Regions from separate parts of the Homo sapiens genome. Here region 2 is linked to region 1. The links are chromatin contacts, found by Hi-C or POLR2A ChIA-PET in ENCODE. All regions are on one chromosome and are shown on one strand. Each heading gives the region's core, a stretch centred on a gene start or an enhancer-like site at or near the end of the contact. The rest is flanking DNA. Distances are from core to core; before and after follow the strand shown.

Region 1 (7,587 bases), core at 3,173-5,672:
TTTAGAGAGAAGGGAATGCAGAAGTCTGCCGTGTAGGGCATGAGGGGTGAAGCCACAGGTCAGTCCTATAAGCACCTCCTCCTTCCTAGAGCAGAGCCATCACCTGCTTTGGGCTGTGCCAAGGCTCTTGTTGAGCAGTTCAGTGCCTCACGTGGACTCCCCCTGCAAGAATTCACTGAGGATTATTGGTTAATGCTGATAAAGCACTTGGGCTGTAAATATCAAGTTTAATGTTAATAAACAGGGGGATTAGGTTCATTTATGTAAAAGGGAATGCTTCACAATGGATACTGGGCAGGGGAAGACTTTACTTTTATCAACAAAAAACAAACAGAGTAAACTGTAAACCCAGACCCATCGAAGCCAAGGCCTTCTTGTCTGCTCACCCTGACATTCCCACAGGGTTTTTCTCTGGGGCTGTAAATGCAATTCTGCTGCTGAACTGATTGCCTGAACGTACTTGTGTGCTTGATGTCTTTCAAAAAGAAAGTGTCTAGGAAAGTGCAAAAGAGGAGCAGGCAAGACAGAAACAGCATGGCCATGTGGAGGGGCCGCGCTGATCGTGAGAGCAAAGGGAATTGTATTATTCTTTGGGATTTGCATACTTTAAGAAGGTGGTTCAATTAATGGCATTCTGTTCCTCCTAGTTGAAGACAGCAAAATGGAAGCATAAGGATTTGCTGAGTCCTCCCTCCAGGAAGCTTCTTAGCTGAGCCATTCTCAGCTCCATTCTCCATTGAGAACCCTTCAGCACATGCATGCTTGCTTAGCCACCCGGGTTTAAATTTTCATTGACTGAACAGTAAAGGGGAGAAGCAAACACACATGAGATCTCTGAGCAGTGTGTTTCAGGTGCTTTATAATAAACCTCTCCTTGCCGGGAGAGTGTCATCCCATTTCACAGACCAGGCAACTGAGGCTCAGAGCGGGTGGTCTAGAATGTGCCCATGCTTGGGCTCCTTTCCTTGTTCCTCCCAAAGGCAGCAGTTATACTATTTCCTTTGTGTAAAAATATTTATCTTTATGACCCCAGAACACCTAGTACAGATCCATAGCCATTTCTCTGTAATTCTGAAATCCCCAAGTCTCTGAAAAGTGAAAGTTCATTTATTATCCCTTTGACAGCAAAATCTGGCCTTTCCTGAATTCATCTGGGGCAGAGTTGTCCTAAACTGACACAAGGGTAGTTGCAGTCTTATTTAACCTGCTTAGAGTGAATATTCATATGATTTACTGCAGAAATACGTTGGCTTCTGGGGCCCTTCACCCTGCTGTGCTATTACATACAGTAGATATGCAAATGACTTTACCTGACACATTCTGAATTCTGAAATGCATTTGGCCCCAAGGGTTTCCAATAAGGGACCGTGGAGCTCTAGAAGGCCCTGCACACAGTGAGCACTACCTGCATGTTGTTGCTTAGTTGGAGTGAAACCTCAGTACCCTAACTTTGTGCGTGGTACACCCATGGTGGGATGGACATAGAACCAGGCCCCCTGTTCAGAGTCACCACAAAGCACCTGCCGTTAGGGTGGCAGGAGGAAGGGCAAGCAAACAGAGCAAGAGAAGATGGTGCCGGCAGCAAACAGCACAGGGCATGGCGTGGGGACAGTTAAGGTGAACAGTGCCCACAGTCAGTGCTGTGGCAGGACAACTGCAGTGGGGCAGGCTCGGCAGAGCTGGGCAGGGGATGCAGATGCTGGAGACCTTGCTGCCCAGCAGATGAGAGTGGACCCAATTCTGTAGATCGGGGGCCGAGGCTGAATTCTGAGCAGGAAAGTAATCTGCTGAATAGGAGGCTGTAGTAAGGCCTTTTAGATGGTGGCTCCCGGAGTGAACAGGATCCTGAATCTCAGGCTTTCCTTATCCCACTGAGCCATGCCTCCCTGCCTGAAACGTGTTTCTGAGTAATAGCAGCTAACACTTACACAGTGCTTCCTGTGTAATAGGCACTCCTGTAACTGCTGGACCCATGACGACTCTGTGCAATTCATACCGTTGTTGTCCCCTTTGTATAGATGAGAAAACTGAGGCACACCGAGGGTAGGTCGTCAGGTCCCGTGAGTCGCGAGTGTGGGGGCTGTGGTGAGAACCCAGCCAGCATGGTGTGTGTGTGCTCTTAACTGCTACGCTCTGTCCTAACCTGTTCTTTTATAGGTCCCAGCAAGGAAGCTTTTCTCCTGGTCCACACCGCTGCCTGGGCATGGAGAAACCTGCTGGCACATTGGCCAAGGTTGGGGGTGAGGGGTGATGTCATGACCCATCCAAGAACTGTAATCTCCTGTCTTCAAGGAGGCCAGTTCCCTGGGCTGACGCTTCATGCATAGCGGCTGCATCCCTGTCTCCCCACTTCTCCATCCCCTTCCAGGCCGTTCTTCCCCCATGCACACACATGCCTACACATGCCTGCAATAACTCCCCGATAGGTAGAATTAAAATTTTGAAAAACTTAAGCTAAGACTATAAAGTAAGAAAGGCTAAATCAGCTTCCTTCCTTCTTCCCTTTGACTCCTGCAAATCTGTAGCTTCCTTCAATTCATTCTGGAATTTTTTTCCAGTTTTCACCCTGATTATCCTTTATTCTTGTCTTAAAAATAGGCAGGACATTTTCTTTGGGCAGCGGGGATGGCCTGTTATAACCTTGCTCTCTCTATATGGTCACAGTGCATTGCATGGAAGTTGGGAGCACCCTCGCCTTTTCCTGTGAGGTCACTCTTTGATTTCCTGCACCCTCTCTGCCCTGTCAATGCCGCAGGGTCTGTTTTTCCTATAAGTCTGATGCTCTCTTGTCCTTGAACTCCTTTTCCGGGTGGGTTTTAATTAGCTAAATTTGCATGTGACAAAATGAGATATAACCTTCGTGGGGAAATTCCTCACAGCTTTCTAGGCTGGGAGAAATCGACCATGCCATTTTGTGATGGAGTGTCCCAGTTTAACACGGCAATGTGACTGCAGACTTCATCCGCCTGGTGGGCACTTTGTCCCCATGGCTGAGTTTCAGGCTTCCTGACCTTCCTGGTGGGCAGCCACGGCGAAATCTAGACTTCCTGGTCCCTCCTCAGTTCCCTATGGACGATGGCAAGATTTTGCAAAGGGACAAAAGGAAACTTTTGCTGAAACCTTCTAGGTCTTTAATCACTTGTTCTTTTTCCTTCTAAAATTCTGGATTCTTGCCGAGCCTCTTTGTGCTTCCTCTTTTCATTCTCTGTCACCTCCACTTAGTCTCGTTCTCACCTGCTCCTTTCTCTTTATTCTCCAAGGGAGGGGAAGACAACTTGAATTTTAGGAACAAAGCAAGAAACAGTACATGGAAAGGAGAAAAGGTGCTGTGGCCACTGCAGAGGGGGGACAGGTGGCTGAGAACCTTTGTAAGCCAGAAAGAACTCTTCTCTCCCATTCTCAAATATAATTAGTTATTTCTAAAATTGAGCTGAATCGTGGGCATCTTTTTCCACTCAAACTTTTTTTAACTTAAAATTAAGTTCTATGTATATATGTGTGTGTGTGTTCATTGGAGAAACAGTAACACCACACACAACTTAGCTAACCTAGGAAGGTTTGGCTCAAATGTCCATTGCAAAGTAATTAAGAATCTCCTCTCCTATGCTGTGTTTACACTGTACATTCCCATAATGTCCACTTCCTGGCTGCTGGACTCTGCTCTATAAATATAACCAGTGAGCAGTGTCTCTTTCATGCTCAGCTCCTGACCAGTTAAGGGGAGGAGGAGATGAGTCCAGGAACCAGAGTTGGATGCTGGGAATCTCCGTGCTGTCCTTCCAGGGAACATTTCTCTGCACCGGGCCAAGGACCCACGGGATCATCCCTTTCCATTGTGAAGGAACCGAGGCCGCCTCACTGGGCTCCATTTTCCAGTATTTTTAGTTAGCAGCCTGCAAGTGAGTGTTCTGCCTGCAGTGCTGTAGAAACTGGCAGATGCTCTGTGTTGAGTGGTGTGCAGGACAGACAGGAGTCGGTGCTGGAGAGGCGATGGCTGCAACTGGGGCAGAGAAGTGAGCCTTCCTGTCTTCCTGGGGGTGATCATCCCCAAGGCAGTGCATCACGCTCCCGTGTTCAAAGCCGCAGTGGTATAAACTCTCGAAGAGAACAGTGTCTACCTTTACTCTGGAAAGAAGTAACCGAAAGACAGGAGCGGATGTTGCCTCCTGGCAAGAGGGCCTCACGGTGTGGAGGGGCAATGCCAACCTTGGCGGTGACGGACTTAGGTTCTATTATGGCTCTAATACTTGCTGACTCTGGGACCTTGAGCAAGTTATGGTAACCCTCAGCCTCTGTTTCTCCCTCTGTACAATGAGCATCACGATAGTCCTGTTCTCACAGAGCTGCTATGAAGGTTGCATCTGGGAAGCACCTGGCACCGTGCCTGGCGTAAAATAGGCCCTCAGGAAATGTTGGCTATTATTATGGCCATGCTTGACTGGCACCTCAGTTTGATGTAGTGGTTGTCACGTTTCATTTCTAGCGTTCTGAATAGGCTGTCAGTAGAGAGGTAAGGAGGTAAGGACTCTGGGGCCAGACTGCCTTTCTTCAAATCCCAAGCCTGCCACTTAACAGCTCTCTGACATTGAGCAAGTTAATTCATGTGACTGGGCCTCACTTTTCTCATCTGTAAAGTGAGTATGAAGTGACGTATACTTCACTGGGTCATGGTGAGGGGAAGTATGCAAAGCAGGAGTTGGTGAACTGGCGAACAGGCCACATCCGGCCTGCCATCTGCTTTTGTAAATAAAATGGTATCAGAACATAGCCACACGTATCCATTTATGTCTTGTCTGTGACTGTTTCTCTGCAGCAGCAGCAGAGATGAGTAATTGTGACAGAGACTGTCTGTCCTACAAATCCTAAAATAAAATCCTAAAATATTTACTACCTGACCCTTTACAGAAAAAGTTTGTTGCCCTCTGATTGTAAAAGGTTTAAACAGTGTGTGGCACAGAGCAGATGCCAGGTAAATGTTTGCTGTTATTCCTGCTGGTACTCCTCTGCAGTTCGTCACCCCCAACCCTCACATTAGCTCTGTGAAGTGGGCACACAGAGGTGATGATTGTTCCCTGTTTATTGCACCTGGGATTCAGGGGACTCACGTGACCTGTCCAAGGTGAGGCCAGGCCTAAAATCTAGTCTAGGGCTCACTCGGCCGGTGGCTCCGAATCAGTGACATCTGCCTTGCCTTCTCTCTTTTTTTTTTTTTTTTGAGATGGAGTCTCACTCTGTTGCCCAGGCTGGAGTGCAGTGGCGCGATCCTGGCTCATTGCAAGCGCCGCCTCCCAGGTTCACGCGATTCTCCTGCCTCAAGCTCCGCCTCCCGGGTTCACACCATTCTCCTGCCTCAGTCTCTCGAGTAGCTGAGACTACAGGCGCCCGCCACCACGCCTGGCTAATTTTTTGTATTTTCAGTGGAGACGGGGTTTCACCGTGTTAGCCAGGATGGTCTCGATCTCCTGACCTCGTGATCCACCTGCCTCGGCCTCCCAGAGTGCTGGGATTACAGGCGTGAGCCACTGCACCCGGCCTGCCTTGCCTTCTCTTTAGATTCCTCAAGGACAAGGATGCATCAGTCCATCTCCCTGAGGCATGGACAGTGCCTCACAGAGCCCACCCAGTCAGTATCTGCGGAGTTCATTTGTCTTCTGTGCTCCACCTGGCCAGCATCAGCACTGAGCACTCCAGGAAGAGACATTTCCAACCCTGGGCCGTTCACCTCCCAGCACCTGGAGTTGGGAGCACTCAGCTTATTAACAGGGCAGAAACTCCCAGGTTGCACGCACAGCACCGAATCCTGAAGGGCACAGGCCAAGACCCTCTCTCCATCCCGAGACCTTTAGTCAGGATTGTGGGTGTGGTTGATGACAGCTGATATCTGGGTAGCAATTTATGGTTCACTGAACACTTTTACATCCATGATCTCATTTGATCTTCATAGCAACTACTCAGGGGGACAAACTGGGTGATGGCCTACGCTGTAGCTGAAGTGGAGAGAGACTGGCACCTCCTCCAAGGCCATGCGTTAAATACCCACTGAGCCAATGGAGCCCTGGTCATCCATCTCTAATCCAGTGACCTCCCAACCCCAGCCGGCCCTCCTGACTTGATCATTGTGGTGATGCCAGTGCTGTAGCCTTGGGCACTCATTCCATTGTCTAATGACCCTCACTGTCCAATAATTCTTTTTTGTCTGTAATGGAAATTCCACATGCTTTAGGGGTTTGTTCTGCTCTCAGTGGAGATGACGACAAGCCACCCAGAATAATAGCTCTACTTTTTAGTCTTCAGCCTTGAAGCTGTCCTCTCCCTAACCAGCCCAGGCTGGCTCTTCTGTCCTTGTGGGTTTGCTGGAACACAGACCATCCCATCCACCCTGGTGACTTCTACCACATCCTGCACTTAGAGCAACTTCCAGCATGACGCAGAAGGAGGGACAGTGTGTTCTGCGTTGGCTCAGCCCGTCTGCAGAACAGTCATGTCACTTTGGAAGAGCCTGAGTTTGAGAGGGATGTGTGTCTGCTCATATGAATACTTCTTGATCATTTAGTTTCTGTCATCAGTATCTGGGGAGTGGAGAATCGTTGCTGAGGGCTTCTGAAGAGCAGGGGAGAAAATAGATCACGTTGACAGTCAGCATAAGGTCATGGGGGTGAAGGGCAAAGGGAAGCTGAGTTGCTGCTGGACAGTGTGGTCTACTGACATGTCTCCTGGGATCGTGACCATCATGAGGGCAGGCGGTCAATGGCTGGTCAGAGCTATACCCAGCTTTCTAGTACAGTGATCCTAAAGGACATGGCTGAAGCGTGTTGAAATCCTCCTTTGTAATGAAAATTCTCCCCTGCAAGGGGAGAAGTAGCTTCTATGAAATTTCCAGCAGAGGTTTCCAAGCCAGGGAGGTTGAGGTAGGTCAGGGAGGCCGCAGGTGCTTATCTAAGTGGCACTGCCACAGTCTTTGAGTTTCCATTACTGGCCTCCTGGATTCAGTGGAGTCCTGCTAGACGTTGTCATTGCAGGGCAACCAAACCCAGCCCCGGGCCCATGGGAATGAACATACATATCTTCTAATGGTTAGAGAAATAAATTGCTTTATAACCAAAATACCCTTTTGGTTATGTGTCTCTCTTGGAAAAATAATCAGAAACAGCTGCCCTGCAGTTCTCCAGAGAATGGAGTCTTCCTAGTTTCCATGAAGCGAAAATGTTTCGGAAATCAGAACTGAATGAGGCTGGGGCGAGAGGTGGGGCTGAGGATGGACTCCTGGCACCTCCTCTGATTGATCCTAAATCACTTTCTCACTCTGGCCTTCGGTTTCTGCATCTGTTAAGAGGGCTAATGAAACCTGTTTCTTACTGCAACTTGACACCATGAAAATTTAGTCTCTCATCTGCAGCAGGCTTAGGCAAAGTGGCTGGCCACATAAAACAGCTTGAATCCTTGAGCATGGTGGATGGAGTTTGTTTAATGAGTGAAGCTGTGTAGCCCACTCCATGTCTGTCCTACCATTAAAATTTTTATTGTTATTTGTGAAGTATCCACTGGAGTTCAGAAAAAGACTGCACACCACTAAATCAAGTTGGCTCA
Region 2 (7,587 bases), core at 3,393-5,892, 150 kb after region 1:
CCATCTTCCTAATTCTGCCTTTTGGAACTTAGTAGAGTATATAAGCCCAATCTGCTTATCTAGTTTCCAAACCTAGTTCTGAGGTGAAGAAAACCAGATGGTATTTTTATCATATAAGCTGAAGAATTCTTACAATTTTCAAGTCAGCATTTTTTCCAGGCATTGACCGATAATAAATTGCTCCATGTTGTTAAACATAAGAGAGAGAAATGTAAACGTGAGAATTATTTCTACTGAGCCATCTATTTAGTCTTTCCACTGCTACCATCATAACCACTTCCATCTGATCATTAGCTTTTGTGCATCTACAGTAACTTCATTTTTCTATTTTTTTGAAAGTTATGAGCTCGTTAGGGAAATTTAGCACCATAGCCCCTTCCTTCCAGGAAGCTGCAGAGGCCCTGCTATAGCTTTCACCTGTCTGGGCACCTAAGCAGACCTTGTCAGCTGCTGGGAAGAAAAAGCATCTGATTTGCCAGCCCCTCGCATGCATCCATCAGCCGGGGGTGGGTTTCTGAGAAACCGTTGTGTCTGGGCCCAAGCTCAAAGCACACTTTTCATTCCTCCCTGAGCTATTTTCCTTATTATTCTTTAGAGGGGATTTGTCATGGGGTGATTTGGTGTCTCCAAGATACCTGGGTTTAAAAAGGTCCTTTGCATTATTCTGCATACAGCGGGACCTGAACTTGGGCTGGAGGAATGTTGCTGATGCCCAGGTGGGAGGCAGAGGATTGTACCTGAGAACTTTTCCTGTGGCCTTTACCTGGGGGAGGAGAGCATGTTGGCAGAATGTTCTCAGGGCTGGCCCCATCGCACATGGATGTGTTCATGGATGAGTTCAGCAGAAGTATGGCAGCTAGGGAGCTTTTCTTTATGTCCATCTGGGCTTTGCTATTTGGCTGAAATTCCTGGACCAATCCTTGTGTCCGTAAGAACCCTGTGTCCTTACCTTGTGTAGACTGTTGACTACTGTTAACCCTCTAGTATTAGCACAGCAAAGTACTGTCGTGCACTTCAAGCCCCTGTACAAACACATGCCCCTCAGCCAGACCTCACCCTGGGAGCTGCTCCGGAGTCAACAGCCCTTGAAAGTGCACTGTCCTGCCTCGTAGCTGGAAGCTAAGGCTGCAGCTTCATCTCCCATGGAAACCTGGGCTCACTAGGAGGGGCAAGGCCTCCAGACCACTGTCTTACCATAGAAGCCGCCTAGCAAACTGCAAACCAAGCAGAAAATGCAGGCTGGGCTGAGGAGGCCTCTAACTGATCACCAGCCAAGCAGAGAAGGGGTGAGTGGCATGTGAATGACTGCTAGCTCTAGGCCTGGACCATGGATTCAAACCCTGCTGGCTGGCCCTCCACCATCTCCTGCTCCAGTGAAGACTGTGGCATCCATTAGTGAGGCTAGAGTACACGCTTCTGACTGTGGAATCCTTCTCATTTTCTGGCTCTGCCATCCACTAGCTGTGTAACTTTGGGCAAGTGTGGCCTGACAGCCGAAAGCTTACCCCCACTCCTTGCTAGCTATATAGCTGAGGGCAAGCCATAGAACTTCTCCGAGCCTCTGTTTCTAGTCTGCAAAAGAGGATAAAAATACTTACTGTGCAGGTTGTTGCAGAGATGAAATGATGTTTATCAAATGCCTAACACAAAGGTTCTGTAGATGCTGCTTCTCTATTCTCTCTGGTTTAAATCCTTGGCAGGTACTCGTTTTCTTACTAAGAAGGTTATAAGATCAAAATTTCTTATTTTAGGGAAGTAAAACTCAGGAAAGGGTTTACATCTCTGAATTAGGCTGAAAAGGGACACTGGGGATTGGTCGTGGAGGCTCACTCCTGTAATTCCAGCACTTTGGGAGGCTAAGGTGGGAGGATCATGGGAGGCTAGGAGTTCAAGACCAGCCCGGGCAACATAGCCAGATCCCATCTCTACATGTCTACAAAAATTAATATAAAAATTACCTGTGTCATGGGCCTGTAGTCCCAGCTACAGGCTAAAGCAGGAGGATCTCTTGAGCCTAGGAGGTCGAGGCTGCAGTGAGCTATGATTGTGCCACTGCACTGCAGCCTGGGCAACAGAGCAAGACCCTGTCTCTAAACAAAAAAAAAAAAAAAAGGAAAAGGAGGGACACTGGAGAAGAAGCTCCACAATTTTCCAAGGTGCCAGGGTGAACCAGCACGGGCCAGGCGGAGGCCTGTCGTCTGCACTCCCACATGGCCCTCCTCCTACTCCTGATGTGGCTTCTCTCTGGTATGGACGCAGGAGCTGGTCCCTGGCCCACAGGAGAAACTTGGACACAGCCATGATAAACGCAGGCTTTATAATCCAAGAGCTTGAAAAGATAAGAGTGACTAATAAATAAAAATTTCTCCATTTCTTCATGCTTGATTTTCAAGGGAAGATGTAGAATAAATTTGAGCCACCTTCCCCTGCAAGTATACCTTTAAATATTAAATATTTTACTTAATTATAAAATCCCCTGCTGTCTGGAGAGAATGGCCACCTTCTCTCCTTAGTGGAAACGATGTCATCGCATTTACTGAGTTTGTGAATGTAAAGTGTTTTCAGACTGTAAAACCCTGGATGGGGTTCTGGAAGGCCTCCTCTCTGGGCCCATCCAAAGGGGTCTTCAGAAGTGCATTGGTGACAAGAATGGCATCAAGTAGGAAGGGCCCCAGGTGTAGAGGGATGGGCAGTGGACACCTCTGTCAGGAAGAGTCTTCCTTATCCAGGGCTATCAGGATCAGGAGCTAGAGCCCACGTTTGGAGAAAACACAAGAAGTAGTACCAACCCAGTGAGTCTCGGGTAAGAAATTGGAGTGGTTTGGTTTCCCATCTCTAACTTGGCCAGATGTACCATAAGCTGTATCTGCAAAGCCAGTGTAAGGCTAGACTTAAGTTCAATTAGGATCCAAATTCTTCACTGTCAACTTGTCTAAGTTTTTGTTTATTTCACTTAGTTTCCTAGTGAAATTTTCATTTGAAAATTCCCAGCCTTATTTATTTATTTATTTACTTATTTTAATAGAGACAGGATCTCACTCTGTTGCCCAGGCTGGAGTGTAGTAGCACAGTCATAGCTCACTGCAGCCTCGACCTCCCAGGCTCAAATGATTTCCTGCCTCAGCCTCCAGAGTAGCTGGGACTACAGGCAGGAAGCACTGTGCCTGCACTCCAGCCTTCTTTTCTTTTCTCTAGCTTTTTTTTTTTTTTTTTTTAAATATTTGAGACAGAGTCTTGCTTTGTTGCCCAGGCTGAAGTGCAATGACATGATCTCAGCTCATTGCAACCTCCGCCTTCTTGGTTGAAGAGATTCCCCTGCCTCAGCCTCCCAAGTAGCTGGAAACACAGGTGTGCACCACCATGCTCAGCTAATTCTTGTATTTTTAGTAAAGATGGGGTTTTGCCATGTTGACCAGGCTGGTCTCGAACTCCTGGCCTCATGTGATCCATCCACCTTGGCCTCTCAAAGTGACCAGCCTTATTTTAACTGAATAAAGGGAAAGGGGCTTTTTTTTTCATGACCCTGAAGACAGAGGGACTCAGTGCGCCCCCAGTGGCCAGAGGCTGTAGTTACAGGGAAAGCAAGTCGGGTCCCTCTGAGCCTCTGGAAGAGCCAAGTGGCTGGCTGCTGGAACCATCCAGGAGAAACCAGATTTTCCAGGCTAGAGCTGTTTCCTTTTTCCAGTCTGAGGCTTCCCATGTATTCCTTTCAACGCAGCACCTCTATGTGCATCCCTGAACCCTATGATCTGAGAAAAGGTAGCCGAACCCCCGACTTTCTCTTTTGCATTGACATTAGCACAGATCTGAGCCACATGAGTAGTTGCTCATACCATTATCTGCCTTTGGTTGAGAAATTAGAAGGTGCTAGGCACAAACACACGTCATCTTATTTAATCTTTACAAGCCAGGATCCGGTACTAGGGTCCCCAGTGTTCAGAGGGATTAATTTGTCAAGATCTCACAGTGAGTAGATTCCAGTCTACCTCACTGGAGCCTGGTGCCCGTCCCCATGGTCTGCACTCCTGGTGTTGAACCTCAGCAGGGGCTGTCCCTGGCCTGCTGAAACAGTTCAGCTGACCAGGAAGTGTGTGTGCGTGGTGTCTTTTGTACAGTCTCAGCCCCTGGGTCTGACACTCTGATGGTCTTTTAGGGTGCTGGGTTATTTCCTGGGGTTCTATCTGTGCCAAGTTGTGTATCTTTCAGTGACACACATCTGTTCAAGCCTTCTGAGTTGGGGAGCAACAGAAAGAGGTGAAGAGAGAAAGCACTCTGGGAAACATGGAAATATTTTTGCAGCCTGATTGTCTCTGCATGCAACACTAGCAAAGCTGTTTCTGCTCCCTTTCGGTGTCCGAGTCAAGGGGACGAAGAGGCCTGCCCAAGAAGAAGAGGGATGATTTTTCTCTTTCTGTGGTTGGGGGCAGAAAGGCGATCCGGCTGCCCAAGTGGTTCAGGTCAGGCTTAACTCGGTCTGTGGCCTCTGGCCTGGGGAATGTGCTGAGCTTTGATTCAGCTAAGCAGTGGCTTGTTGCCCAGGCCTGTGGTCCTCCAAAACACCAGCTGAGGATCCCAAAACTTAGGGCCCTTGTGAACAGGGTGAGTTGTTGTCACCAGGACTTGCCTTGTCACCACCTATTACATTTTCTGGGGACCCAGCAGCCCCTGGCCTATGGCCACACAGCAGGCGCCTCTTGGCCAAGAGCTCTGGCATGAAGCTAGGCCTCTCCAACTATTTAATGTTTCATTAGCGGTTTTCTAAAGGCATGGGGCCAAGCCTGGCCGAGCCACACCATTCAGAAGTACGTGAACACTTCATAAAACCAAACTGTTGAAGGATCCCAAACCCAGGAATCTGGTCACTTGGAGTCCAGGCTGGAGGCCCAGGGCAGGCTGCTGCACTGTCTCAGCTCTTTCTTGGTCTGGATACTTCTGGGCCACACATCTGTCTCTCAAACTGTTTAGCCTGTTAGTAGTTCTAAACTAACTTCTAAATAGTTTATATTTGGGGTTCACCAACCTGTTTTCATATCTGATGAAAGCTTTGGACTTGCCCCAGAAAGAGACATCCATGCACATATGTACAACATTGTGCTTAGAATTGCAAGGTATTCACAAGCCACACTCTAAAGATCATCAGTGGATCCAAGTGGAGAACCCCTGTGCTAAACCACACTTGCTTCCACACTTAAACTCTGGGGACTGTGGAGTGTTATCCATCAAGAAGAGTAAACAGGTATTGGGTTTTGTTTTGTTTGGCTTTTTGCTTGTGTCTTGGATTTTGAATCGAAGTCCTTGAGTGGTAGAATGGGGGCTAGATCATTAGAATCACTCCAGACTTCACAGGTAAGAGTGGGAGCTCAGTTGAGTGACAGGCCCATCCCAGACACAAAGTCACTCCAGGGCAATTATTCAGAGCCCCCAGGAGCTTTCACGCTCTAGGAGCAAGTCAGGTAAGCAGCAGCAACACACGTGCCGCGGAGGCGGCACCTACATTCAGACTCTCATTGCTCTTGATTGACTGGGTGGCCCTGGACCAGTCCAGAGTCCACGGCTCTGGAAATGGTAATCAGGCTTGTGGTTGCAGGGGAATTTATGTGTACCAAGTGACTGGCACAAAACAGAGGCCCAATACACTCAATGCTGGCAGATGATAGACACAGTGGAGCAGCAAAGCTGGTGAGGATGGAAACACCCCATCACCTGTGAGTGGGATTAGAGCGTCTGCAGAGGGCATCCTGCTGGCTTCCCAAGCCATGAGCCTTCTGATAAATCTTACTGCTCTGTCAGAGCCTCTGATTTAGGGGTAGGGAGGGGCAGTCAGGAGAAAGCATAGTTAGCTCTCGGGCAGCTAGCTGTGGCAGACAGCGTGCTTTGTCCCTCAGATGAGTCACAACAAGCGCCCTTGGCAGGCAGGAAGGACTTTGAAGTGTGGTGCCCCAAAGGGCTGGTCCAGGAGGCCCCTGCCTAGCCCCTGGGCCTGTCACTCCTGAATCTCCATCACTGGCCCGAGGGCAGGCCCAGGCTTGAAATAAACTCAGGCCAAGCTGGAGGCGCAATTAGAAGGAAGAGAGCCATTTGGCTTTTTCCAAAAGGTAAGAAGGAGGACTTCTCATTTTTGTGCTTTAAATATCAATGCACTCTTTTGATGCCATTATTTGCATTTTCTGAGTTCCACTGTTCTTGGGCAAAATCCAATAGCCCAGCTCTGAAGGCCTCTTCCACATACGTGCCCCTCCCCTGGAGAATCCCTCACACCTTCTTTGAGCTACCAGGCCAAGAAAATTGTATTGAGCTTTACCTCGTGAAGTTTGCATTTTAAAAGCAAGATGTGTTTTTTCATCTCTAAATATAAAGTTTTCACATTGAATAAGCTTTTCCAAACTATATGCCCTTCATCTGGATACTCTGTGGAAGCAAAGGGCAGCATGGCTGGGTGGTGCTGAGTCGGGCAGAGCTCTGGTCTGTGCATCGGGAGACTGGCCACTCACCAGATGACTTCTGGGAGCCACCATTCCTTATCTGAAAGCTGGACAGCTGGGGGCCTCCATACCTTACATCCTGCCCACCTTCCACAGAGTTGTCATCATTGACTGAGTTATGTCTAGAGAAGCACTTTGAAATGCTTCTCCAGCATTCCAGGTCAGAACAGGGTGGCCTACCCCACCCAAAGCTGCAGAAAGAGAGGGGAGCGTGGGTCCAGGGGAGAGGATGTGTGGGGTCTAAAGATGCCCAAGACAGTTCCTGGTGAGACAGCCCAAAGGAGGCAGCAGGCTAGAAACTTGCAGAGGAACAAGGAAGCTGTGACACCTTCTTACCTGGGGACCTCAGGACAGGAAGAAATCATGAAACATTCTTACTGGGAAAGCCAGAGGAGCTTTCCTAGTATTTTTGTTATTGGTAACAGCTGTGAGGTGCCCCCTCAGTGCCCTGGCAACTGTCATTGTCACAGACCCCAGGAACATGGGGCTTTGGGTACAGTTTGACCCTCTCCCTGAGATGGAAGATCTCCCTTAACACCTCCCCCCGGGGACTTGAGACAGGGGTGGCTCCTTTGCTCGGCTGCTGCACTCTAACCCTTTGTGGGAAGGGGAGCATGCAGGTGAGTGGGTGCAGGAGGCAGGGCAAGTGCTCTTGGGCTTTGGCAGGAATGAACCCCATACCTGCCCACAACAATGTCTAGTGGTTGCCTGTGACCTCTAGAGCCTCAGAGGGTGTGAGTTACAAACAGTGCTCCTTTAGTATTTTCCATCCGTGGATGACTAAATGTTAAACCAGGTCAGTGGAGGATCAGGGCGACAGCCTTTTACCCCCTGTCCTCTTGGTGCCTGGGTTCTTGTCCGGGATCTAGGAAGAATCAGGTCACACAGATGTGAAGGATGGTGAATGCAAAGATTTTATTGAGTGGTGGAAATAGCTCTCAGTAGGATGGGGAGCTTGAAAGGGGATGGAGTGGGAAGATAATCTTCCTCTGGAGTTCAGCCATCCTCAGCCAAATTCCTGTCCAACCATCCCCGGCTGAACTCCTCTCTGACCATAGTCTCTGATGTCCAGCTGCCTCTTCTCCTCTCAATGTTCAGACACCTC

What was found. Hi-C counts contacts between places; a loop is a spot of excess contacts on that map. ChIA-PET counts read pairs that join two places held with the same protein, here RNA polymerase II (POLR2A). Pooled maps may share reads with other maps.
Region 2: a loop to region 1 is called in a pooled map, with 2.4 times the contacts of the local background. The contact joins two enhancer-like sites. A Hi-C loop is called at or near these places in 6 of 37 single-sample maps with no recorded cell type and 4 of 50 pooled maps. POLR2A ChIA-PET finds 5 or more read pairs at or near these places in 1 of 52 experiments (OCI-LY7).

What each region holds. Positions count from the first base shown.
Region 1 is chr12:2,244,574-2,252,160 of GRCh38, forward strand. The region is part of intron 3 of CACNA1C (calcium voltage-gated channel subunit alpha1 C); the gene reads left to right. Among named protein-coding and RNA genes, the nearest start is that of CACNA1C-IT3, 21 kb to the right of the region's middle. Within about 2 kb of position 4,423, at least 7 of the 41 ENCODE cell types and tissues checked have a DNase peak (open chromatin) inside an H3K27ac peak, as active enhancers do.
Region 2 is chr12:2,392,014-2,399,600 of GRCh38, forward strand. All of the region lies in intron 3 of CACNA1C (calcium voltage-gated channel subunit alpha1 C), which reads left to right. Among named protein-coding and RNA genes, the nearest start is that of CACNA1C-IT3, 130 kb to the left of the region's middle. Within about 2 kb of position 4,643, at least 9 of the 41 ENCODE cell types and tissues checked have a DNase peak (open chromatin) inside an H3K27ac peak, as active enhancers do.